2 separate regions of the Homo sapiens genome follow, and region 1 is linked to region 2. The links are chromatin contacts, found by Hi-C or POLR2A ChIA-PET in ENCODE. All regions are on one chromosome and are shown on one strand. Each heading gives the region's core, a stretch centred on a gene start or an enhancer-like site at or near the end of the contact. The rest is flanking DNA. Distances are from core to core; before and after follow the strand shown.

What was found. A loop is a pair of places that touch in the nucleus more often than their neighbours do. ChIA-PET counts read pairs that join two places held with the same protein, here RNA polymerase II (POLR2A). Pooled maps may share reads with other maps.
Region 1: a map of endothelial cell of umbilical vein shows a loop between it and region 2 (2.8-fold over the local background). The contact joins the promoter of ZFHX3 here to the enhancer-like site in region 2. A Hi-C loop is called at or near these places in 1 of 168 maps with a recorded cell type or tissue (endothelial cell of umbilical vein) and 1 of 50 pooled maps. POLR2A ChIA-PET finds 5 or more read pairs at or near these places in 2 of 52 experiments (BJ and PC-9).

Annotation. Positions count from the first base shown.
Region 1 is chr16:73,046,116-73,051,004 of GRCh38, reverse strand. ZFHX3 (zinc finger homeobox 3) reads left to right here and starts at 2,877. Exons shown (of 10, transcript NM_006885.4): 1 at 2,877-3,253. It overlaps LOC124903719 (a long non-coding RNA gene), which reads right to left and starts at 3,427. Exons shown (of 2, transcript XR_007065116.1): 1 at 3,205-3,427; 2 at 217-879. RefSeq lists enhancers at 1,976-2,511, 3,048-3,583 and a silencer at 2,437-3,286.
Region 2 is chr16:72,289,754-72,294,413 of GRCh38, reverse strand. It overlaps LINC01572 (long intergenic non-protein coding RNA 1572), which reads left to right. Exons shown (of 14, transcript NR_126330.2): 10 at 3,001-3,244; 11 at 3,807-3,964. Among named protein-coding and RNA genes, the nearest start is that of PMFBP1, 120 kb to the right of the region's middle. RefSeq lists an enhancer at 2,702-3,901. Within about 2 kb of position 2,778, at least 5 of the 41 ENCODE cell types and tissues checked have a DNase peak (open chromatin) inside an H3K27ac peak, as active enhancers do; they include PC-9 and endothelial cell of umbilical vein, where a contact is called at or near this core.

The DNA.
Region 1 (4,889 bases), core at 1,628-4,127, 760 kb before region 2:
AGAGAGACAAGCAGGTTTGGCTCGGTAGAATCATTGTAATTTACCAGCCAGCTCAGCGTTAGGGGGCAGGCCTCTGGCTTGGAGAGTGGGTAAGGGGAGGAGTAGGGAAGGGGTTAGCGCTCCCTGATTTATTTTTAAATATTTATCCTTTCGGCTGTTGCCAATTACGCTTTCCAGATGAGACGAGACTGGGTATGGAGAACTGCGAGGGAAGAATTGCCTTTTCTGAGAGTGGGTTTATTTGTCAGCAGTGTTCAGGATGGAGCGATGAGAATGTCAGGCTGTCACTGCTGGGTAGGCCATGGGTTTAACATCAGGCAGCTGCCCTCCGAAGAGCCAGGGCTTCCAGAGCTGGAGGATAGAATTTGCAAGGAGTATTTCAGAGGAACTCCTGATTTCATATGTAAGTGCAGAAGTTGCCAATTCCCTCTGAAGAGGTATTGTTTTTATGAATAAGGAAAATGAGTTTTAGTAGAGGTGACACCCAGCTTGTGTGTAGTCCCTCATTTCCATAATGTACAGAGGCCATAGATCACCTGCCTGTGGATTACCTGTTAAATTTTTGCCTGGAACAAAGGCAGGCTTGACTAGGCCTCATCATGTGTGTAGCTGGTGCCAGATAAAGAAAAGGAACTCAGGGTCACTCTCAGTTCTACTTGTCAGGCCTCTCAAGTGCAGGAGGCAGGTTGCAGGGTCTGCCTCTTGGGACAGTGGCAGTATTAGGGCAGATCCCGTCCGGGCCTTCTGCCCAGGCAGTGCTGCATCCTCCCAGGTTACTTTAATAGCTTGTTCTTTGGGCTTTCTAGCTTTTATTTTATTGAAGGTATTTGTCTGTGGGCCTACCAGGATCATGATGTCACCAGATTACGAGGTTGTCCCCTGTTAATAAAAATGAAGATAAAGCAGCAAAATTAGATTTTCTGAGAGTATCAACATTTTCTTGTTGTCTTTAATTTATCCAGCAGGCCTTACCTATCCCAGGTAAGGAATCTTCGTTTTTCCGGAGAGATTGCCAGAGGCATCTCTGCGTTGTGGGCCACGTTGCTTGCGGTCCTGCTAGCATACGTCATCTTCATGTCTTATTCATAGTCACTTTTTCAATTAAATTATTAATTGTTTTCTTTAAGGTGTTCTCAACTTATATGGCCAATATAAATAACAGTGTGTTTTGAAAACACCACCTGTTCTTGGGCCTGAAGTCAGGTGGTCTGGAAGCAGCTCTGCAGTGACCATAGTCTGGTTTGCAAACTCATCCTCCACCTTCCCTGTTGGCTCTTAACTCCCCCCACCCGGCCCCCGTGCTCTCACGTGTGACTGAATTGGGCTTGTGCCCTCCTTTGTCCCTAATCGGACATGATTCCCTGGAGGCAGTCTTTTCTCCCAGGGCCTTAGCTGAAATAAATAAATAAATAAATAAATTTCCCCAGAATCTATTCTGGACTAAAATGTAGAAAGGGGCTGTCTGTACCCAACAGGTTAGATACTTACATTAATCTGAACCCAACTTACATTGTGCAAAAAGCCTTCTATACGGGGATGTGATGGTTTTCACCAGCTAAGCATCCCTTTTTCTCCCGAGTCAGTGTGTGCCTCATGCTAATACAATTCCATACATACTGCTCTTCGCCTCATGAGCTGATTATATTTCTAACACTTGCATGGTTCATTATTGTGCCCGAGGAAAAGACTCTCCAGGCTGTAAGGCCAGCCTGGGTGGGTGGTTTTCAGAAAGGGTAAAAGCAGGTGCCTTTCTGTGCTGTGAGAATCGGGAGTAAATTCAGACTGAGGGTGGGATTCTGACAGGGAGGACAGAGGACTTCCGGTGAGATTTCTTTGGGGCTGGCTTTCAGATGAGAATGGAAAAAGGTGGACTTGGGGAGATAGAAGGCGCCCAGCAATCGCTTTGACCAACTGGAAAAGGTGAACTTGGGGAGATAGAAAGGCGCCCAGCAATCACTTTGACCAACTGGGGTGGCCGCTTTAAATCTTACCCTGGCGGTAGGAACTCCCTGGGAAAGGGCACGATCTTTGCTATCTCTGCGGTGATGTGGCTTTATAAGGTGAGGCTAAGGAGCCTGGAGGCTTACATGGTAGACTGCATCTCCTTTTCTTCCCACTTCTTTTCTTCCTATCTTTCTAGTGATCTCTCCTTTTCTCTTTCTCTGGCCTCAAAAACTATCCTTAAACTCTCAACGGAGAGCAGGGGGATGTTTTTATAAGTTTCTGCAACTGAAAAACAGAAGTGCTCTGTAAAGCAGTTAATAGGATGGGTGTGTGTTTCCAATAAATTCCTGTCCACATTGGCTCCTGTCCCCATGCTTGAGTGGCCTGGCTGTGACGTGGACGGGGCCCAGGGAGCGATGGCTCCGGTTCGGAGGCCTCAGGCTCCTTTTAGTGGCCGAGGGCGCGTCCCTTTCTTCTCGCCCGATTCTAGGCCGGCCCCTGACCTTTGATGAGCGAGGGGTCAGCGCCTCCGGGAGGGCCTGGGCTTTGTTCCCGCCGGGGCCGGTTCCCGGGGCGGCGCAGGCCGAGCGGCGAGGGTTCCTGGCCCCAGGCGGGTGCGCGGGACCCCCGGCCTGCCCCAAGGCCCGCGCCCCAAGCGGAGCGAGCGCAGCTGAGCGCCCGGGTCCCGCGCGTCCCTGTGCGTCCCCGGGTCCCTGCGGGCGGGCGGGCGCGGTCGCCGCCGAGCAACCCGGCCTGCGCCCGGCACGACTGTAGATGTCAGGCTTTGCCCGGGGAGCCGAGCGGCAGCGGGGCTGTGAGTTTCAAATTAACCTTCCGCTTTGTTGCTGTGTAATGTGGATCCCCGAAGGCCCCCCGCCCCGCCCGCCCCCCTTCCCCGGGCGGTGCGCGCTGCAAACTGCGAGTTGGGCTTCATTTACATAAAGCGATTCCGGGCGGGCGGCGGCAGAGGAGGAGGCGGCGGCGGCGGGCAGGCCGGGGACCCGGACGCCAGCGCCGCGCCCCGTGGGTGAATCCCCGCCGCGTCCCGGGGACCTCCCTCCGGGGACGGGCCGACCGCCAGCCCTGCCGCCACCATGAGCTCCCCTCCCCTGTCTCCGGGCCCCCTGCTCCTGACCAGAGCCACCTCCGAGTCCTGGGGCCAGCGGGAGGTGGGGAGCATGCCGCCTGGGGTGGGTGAGCTCGGGGCTCGGGTGCCACTGGAATTTCCCGTTGTTGCGCATGGCGGCGCGGCCCCCGGACCTGCAAGTGCCGCCTCCCTCCGGAGGTGCGCGGAGGCTTGGTGTGCCAGGTGAGTGCAGCCTCCCTCCGGGTCCGCGCAGCCGGCCTGGAGCCGCGGGCAGGTGCTGCGAGTCTTGGCTGAACTTCCCATTCTCTTGGGGCGTGTGGGGGAAGGGCAGGCTGGATGCACTTGAACTCCCAGACTCCAGTTGCCACCTACCTAGGGTGAGAGCGCCTAAATTCTGCTGGGCACACAGTAAAGCTCTTCCTTCCTCCTTCCTTCCCTTCCCTCTGTCCTCCCCTCCCTCCTCCTTTCCTGAGTCTGCTTTTGGATTAGTTCCTGCCTTCTGAATACTTGTGGTACTGGTGTCATTTAGAAGTTTGGGTGCCTCCGCCTAAAAATGCACCCTTTTCAGCCCTGGAGAAGTCGCTGGTCAGTTCGAAACAATGTGAAGAATGCGCTTGTGGAGTAATTAAAGGGAGAATCAGAGTTTTGGAGCTGGAGGGCACCTTTGGAGATCATCTTGTCCACCCTCTAATTTTAGTTTTTTCGCACTCTTGGAAAAGTCAGAGCATTTATTTCCTTGGGCAGGGGCGGGGTGGGGAGCTGATGCAAAGGAGAGAGTCAAGATTTTTATCCTGTTAGGAGGAGGAATGCCTATGTTTAGGTCAGTAGCAGAAAAACAATAACAACAAAAAGAAGCATTGTAGGCTTGGAGGGAAACGAACCTTCTGGAAAATGTTCTTTTCTGCCTTGGACACACCTGTGTTATGATAGGAAAAGGCCTGGAGGGCAAAGACTGCAGCTCACGCATGGTGTGTGCTAAGAGGGAATTGCGTGGCACAGTGGTACCTCCTGTGTTAAACTGGCTTAAGTGAAAGCCGTGAGCAGGTGAATCCAGGAGGGTCATCCCTCCCCCCACCCTCTGTGTCATTTAACAGTCCTTGAAGACTCCCTAAAGCCACTGACAGAAAACCCCAGAGAGAACAGATGGCTCTGCCTGGGCACAGAAGGAAGGCCTCTCCTTCATACTGGGTCCTGCTTGTCAGAATGCACCAGGGCAAAGCCTTGAAGGTAGATTGTGAGAAAGTTACACATCATCTTATTTCTCTCTATGCTTTGAGATCCTTGGAGACAAGTCACTAAATAAATAGTGTATAATTTAAAGCTCACCCTAGCTGGGGAAACTCTGTTTCCTTGCCGTCAAGCAGCAGGTGCGAGTTTGTAGAGTTGGCCCCTCGAGTTCCCTCATTCCTGAATTCAGGAGGTGTCAAATCTTCACGTTCAGTTAATGGCTGTGGTTTCTGGATAGGTTTCAAGGGAAACCCTGAAAATCACGAGTTCCAGGAGGCTGGGCTGGAGGAGGACACGAGAGTGCTGTGGTGGGGACTGCATTGGGTAGGAAAACATACACCTTCCAAGGTAACCTGATCAAGAAAGGCCGTAGCAAGAAACATGAGTCTGCTCCTTGTTATCAGAACAGCCACTGGCAGCCTGAGATTCTGAATCCCTCTTGCTACTCAAACATGAAAAACAATGAAGGCAAAAGTGAGGTGTGAGGGAAGTCAGGAGACCACGGTTCCAAATAATTGAAGGGTTTCAAGAATGGGGTCTTCACAGAGAGGTACATACCTGGATGTTTGCACGCCTGTATTTGTGTTCATTCTGTTTTGCAGAGACCCTGCAGGCACCCTTTCAGAGAGTG
Region 2 (4,660 bases), core at 1,529-4,028:
CTCAAGCGAAGGTTTTTTGGGGTAACAGGAAGACTTGTGTCTATTTGAAGGCAAAGAGGAAAGGTGTCAGACTGAGATCCTAGGGAACACACTGAGGTCTTTCCAGGTCTAAGAAGCTGAAGACCTAGACATAACCCTATATGAAGAGATTGGTCATTCACTCTTGTAAAGAATGCTGCAATTAGGATACTTCAAGGAGAAATGTAATTGGGGGGAGCATTAGAAATGATCTAGTCCAGGCTCCCTATTTACTAGTAATGCAGTGAACAGACAGCCCAGTGTTGGAAGTCAAGTCTCCAGACTTATTGGGCATAACAACTATGATTATTTTTACTTTACTAATAGTTTGGGATTATCCACAAAGGCCATTTGCTGTTAAAACTGTATTTTATCCTTCATTTTTTTTGTTTTTGAATTCAACAAATGTGCCTGGCATGTGCTAGGAACTCAGAAGACGAGTATGTTTGACTGGTGAGTTCCACTTACCCTAATTATAGCGCAGGTGTCAATATGTCAGTAACTCCCAAAGCCCAGTAGCCTGATAATGTTGCCGAGAACCTCATGTGCCAAGGATTTATTCATCTTTCTGAGTCTGAGGTCTGATTAGCAAATGAAGTTTGATCTGGATGTATGTGTGGTTATGGGTATGTCTATGTGTAAGAGCTATTTTTAAAATATGTTTATTTATTAAATAGAGAATATATCCTTAGAGTTCAAAAAGCAAAGTACAAAAGGATCACAGTGAAAATCCTGTTTCTACCCACCTTATTCCCTTTCCCAAAGGCAAGGCATGTTGTCAGTTTTTGTGTACTCTTTTAGATATTCCATACATATACGAACAAATACTAATACATGTGTATGCTCCTCTGTCCAATTTTACACAAACAGCACCCTACGCAACCTGTTCTCCACCTTTTTTTTTTTTTCATTTTACAATGTATTCTGTTCATAGATATTAAGACCTTTCTGGACCCCTCCTGTCATTATTTTATTTTCCTGCAATGGTTACAAAGAAAGAATTTCTGTTTAGGAGAATACTCAACGTTTTCATAGCTTCATGATATCCCGTTGTGTGGACAAACCATTGTTAATGTAACCAGCATCCTACTGATGGCCATTTAAGTAGTTTCTAATCTTTTTTCATTACAAAACTGCAATGAGTAGCCTTCTACATGTGCCATTTTACATGCGTGCAGGCATATCTGTAGGATAAATTCATAGAACTGGACTTGCTAGGTAAAAGGGTAGCTGCATGTAATTTTAGTGGGTCTTGGAAAATTGCATTCCATAGAGTTTGTGCCACTTTCCACTTCCACCATTAATGTATGAAATAAACCTATTTTACCACACCTTCACAAGTTCATTGTATTATCAATAGTTTGGGGGTTTTGCAAATATATTAAATACAAAACGGTATCTCAGTGTGGAGTTAATTTGTGTTTCTCTTACTGTGAGTGAGATTGTTTCCTTAATATGATTAAAAGTAATTTTATTTCTTTTCCTATAAACTATTTCCCTGTTTTCCATTAGGTTATTAGACTTTTATATATTGATTTATAGGAGCTTCTTATACATATGTTATAGAAATTAGCCCTTTGTCTGTTATATGAATTATAAATTTTTCCTGGTTTGTCATTTTTCTGTTTACTTATGATGATTTTTTTCATATAGAAATTTGTTTTAGTTTTATGATGATGAATTTATAAATCCTTATGTTTTGACTTCTGGGTTGTGTGTTATATTTAGAAAAGACTTCTATCCAACATTATTTTAAAAAATTCTCTCATTATTTCTTCTAGTAATTTTATGGGCCTATTTGTAGTATTTTTATTTATCTGAATTTATTGTGGAACATTTGATGCATTGTTGGATGTTGTCCCGGCACCATTTTGCCATCATCAAGTGAATGCCATTTGTATTTATTCGTCTAGTACAACTTAAATCAAAATATTGCTGTCAATTTCCAAATGAAATAAATATTGATTGAATTCCTACTATGTGCAAGGCATAATATCATGTTTTCTTTCTAATTTTTTTCTTCAAGAATAAATAGAGACAGGATTTTAAGGCCAGAGATCCAGGAACTTCCTCTGATAGGTTAAAAAAAATCTTTAGCGATAGTCTCTTCATATCAGTAGGAACTGAATAGAGCCATATTCAGTGAGACAATAAGCTAGTCAAAACTGCAAGCAGAGAAAAGAAAACATAAATGATTATTTATAGGTATGAGCTTTCCTTGTAACCAGGGAAGGAAAATGAAATAGATAACAGGAGAGATTGTCAAAGACCACAATATCTATGAACATATGATGCTACAATATGAAGACCATAGCTATGAACACTATGTAAACATTCACTTGAAATAGAGCTTGTGAAATGGAGCTCAAAACGGCTTAGTACTAAGAGATTCTAAAATAAGTCATTATCTTTTAAGTATACTTTCCTTTGGCATGAGAAAGACTATCATAAAGACTATAAACCTTAAATGCTTCATTGAAACAATCATAGGAACCCTATGACTCAGCTATTGATGAACTGTTCCTCCAGACTTCCTTTACCACAGCCTGTAATCACTGGCTGCTCTTCTGCCTAAGAGCTATTATGCTTCTAGCTAGAATTTAATTATCTGATTTTTGGAACATCATTGGAATCCATATCCTAGAAAAGTTTCTAATGAAAACCAAGTTGTACTGTTGCATGGATTCATAATGTGCATGTGTGTGTGATTCATCCATACAGAATGTTACAGAAATATTACTGGAAGGGGAAGAGACAGGAATAAGAGCCAGTGAGTATGAGTCACAGGCAGGGGAGAGAACAAAATGCAAGGAGAAAATATATAGGATCCCTGTTCTTTTAAAGAACACACAGAAACTGAGGATGAACAGGAAGGTGATGTTTACAGTTTCATACTGCCCATCTGTAGTGGGTTGAATAATGTCCCCCCAAAATTCTTGTCCACCCAGAATCTCAGAATGTGATCTTATTTGGTCTTTGCAGATGTAATTGGTTAAGATAAGATCATACTGGATGTGGATGGGTCCTAGATCTGACTGCTGATATCCTTATAAGAAGAAGAAAGGACACGCGGAGACTACAGTGATGTTGCCACAAGCCAAGAAATGCCAAGAATTTCGGGAGCCACCAGAAGATGGAAGAGGCAGGGAAAAATCCTCCCCTAAAGCCTTCAGAGAGAGCATAGCTCTGCCAACACCTTGATTCTGGACATCTAGCCTCTTAAACTGTAAGAAAGCACATTTCTGTTGTTTCAAGCCATCCAGTTTGTGGTAATTTGTTATGACAACCCTAGGAAACAAATACACCACCCTACAGAAACATCATATACCACCCTAAACAAAAGTCTTTCCTCTGTGTATCCTATCTGTCCTTTTCCCAGTGTGACATAAGTGAAAATATCCTCATAAGGTTAGTCTTTGGGCCTTCAGTTTTGCCAGGCCATATTGTGACCTGATACTCACTGGCTATAGTACTGTTAGCACTTTTTAAAATCGGTAAAATGCAGAGAATAATATCTGTATCCTTCATAAAGTTGTTTTTAATCAAGCGCTTTTGAAAGTAGAAAATACTATATTGATATAAACGTAATTATAAATACTGCAACTTCATAAATAGTAAGCTAAAATAGTTACTAGTCCAGACTTTTATTTGTATCAGTTGAATTTCACCCATAGTTACACATAAAAAATAGTATTTATTCTGATTTCCTTACATAAATTATCTATCTTGAGACAACAGGTCAAATACTTTCTTTCCAGGGCAGACCAATTAATAGTAAGTTTTCTTAGTCCTCAGGTGTCTCATTTCTTCTGTCTCAGAAGTCATGGATGTCAATGAAGATATGGAATTCACTTATTCATTCTTATAAATATTACTTAGTGTCCTTGTGCTTGGCACTGTGCTTGGTCATTGAGATCTACTGTTCAAAAGCAAGATAACATACAGGGTAAGGTGATGGGGACTGCCTCTGAGGTGCGTAGTCTCTGAGAAAATGGTATTTGAGCAAACACCTAAAGGACAAGAGGTGGGGTAGACCTTGCTGGGTAGACCTTGACAAAGAGGTGGGATTTTAGTCAAAGTGCAATGGGAAGCCCTTGGAGGGTTTTGAGTGAGGGAGTGGCATTATCTGATTTCAGTGTAAAAGATGGAGCTGGCTGCTGTGGGGAGGGCTGATTGTAAGGTGCAAAGTGGAGGCAGGAAGGCCCTTTAGCAGGCTTCTGGGACATGCTATGATTGATGGTGGCTTGGAACAGGATGGTCTTGGGGTGGTGGGATGTGAATAGACCAGGACACATCTGGAGGAACAACAAGCAGATTCTGTGAATAGGTGGGATGTTAGAGTGGGGAAGAAATAAGTGGGGCTCAGATAACCTGACCTTTTCATCAGCAGCCCTGATTGAAAGCAGCCCCACTGGATACACCAAATTTTGCAAATCGTTATTGTCTCAAGTATCTGTCTCCTACCTGGTAAATCTGCATTCACTGCTGGAAGACAGATGAATGTGGTTGAGCTCAGTTACCTCATTTTGGCTGCTTAGAACAACTTGCTTTGAAGCCATGCAAAGAAAGAAGTTCTGTATTAGCACCTGCTCTTCTTAGGGCTCTGAATGACTTTGTCTCTATTTAAACCTGCTAAGGAGGG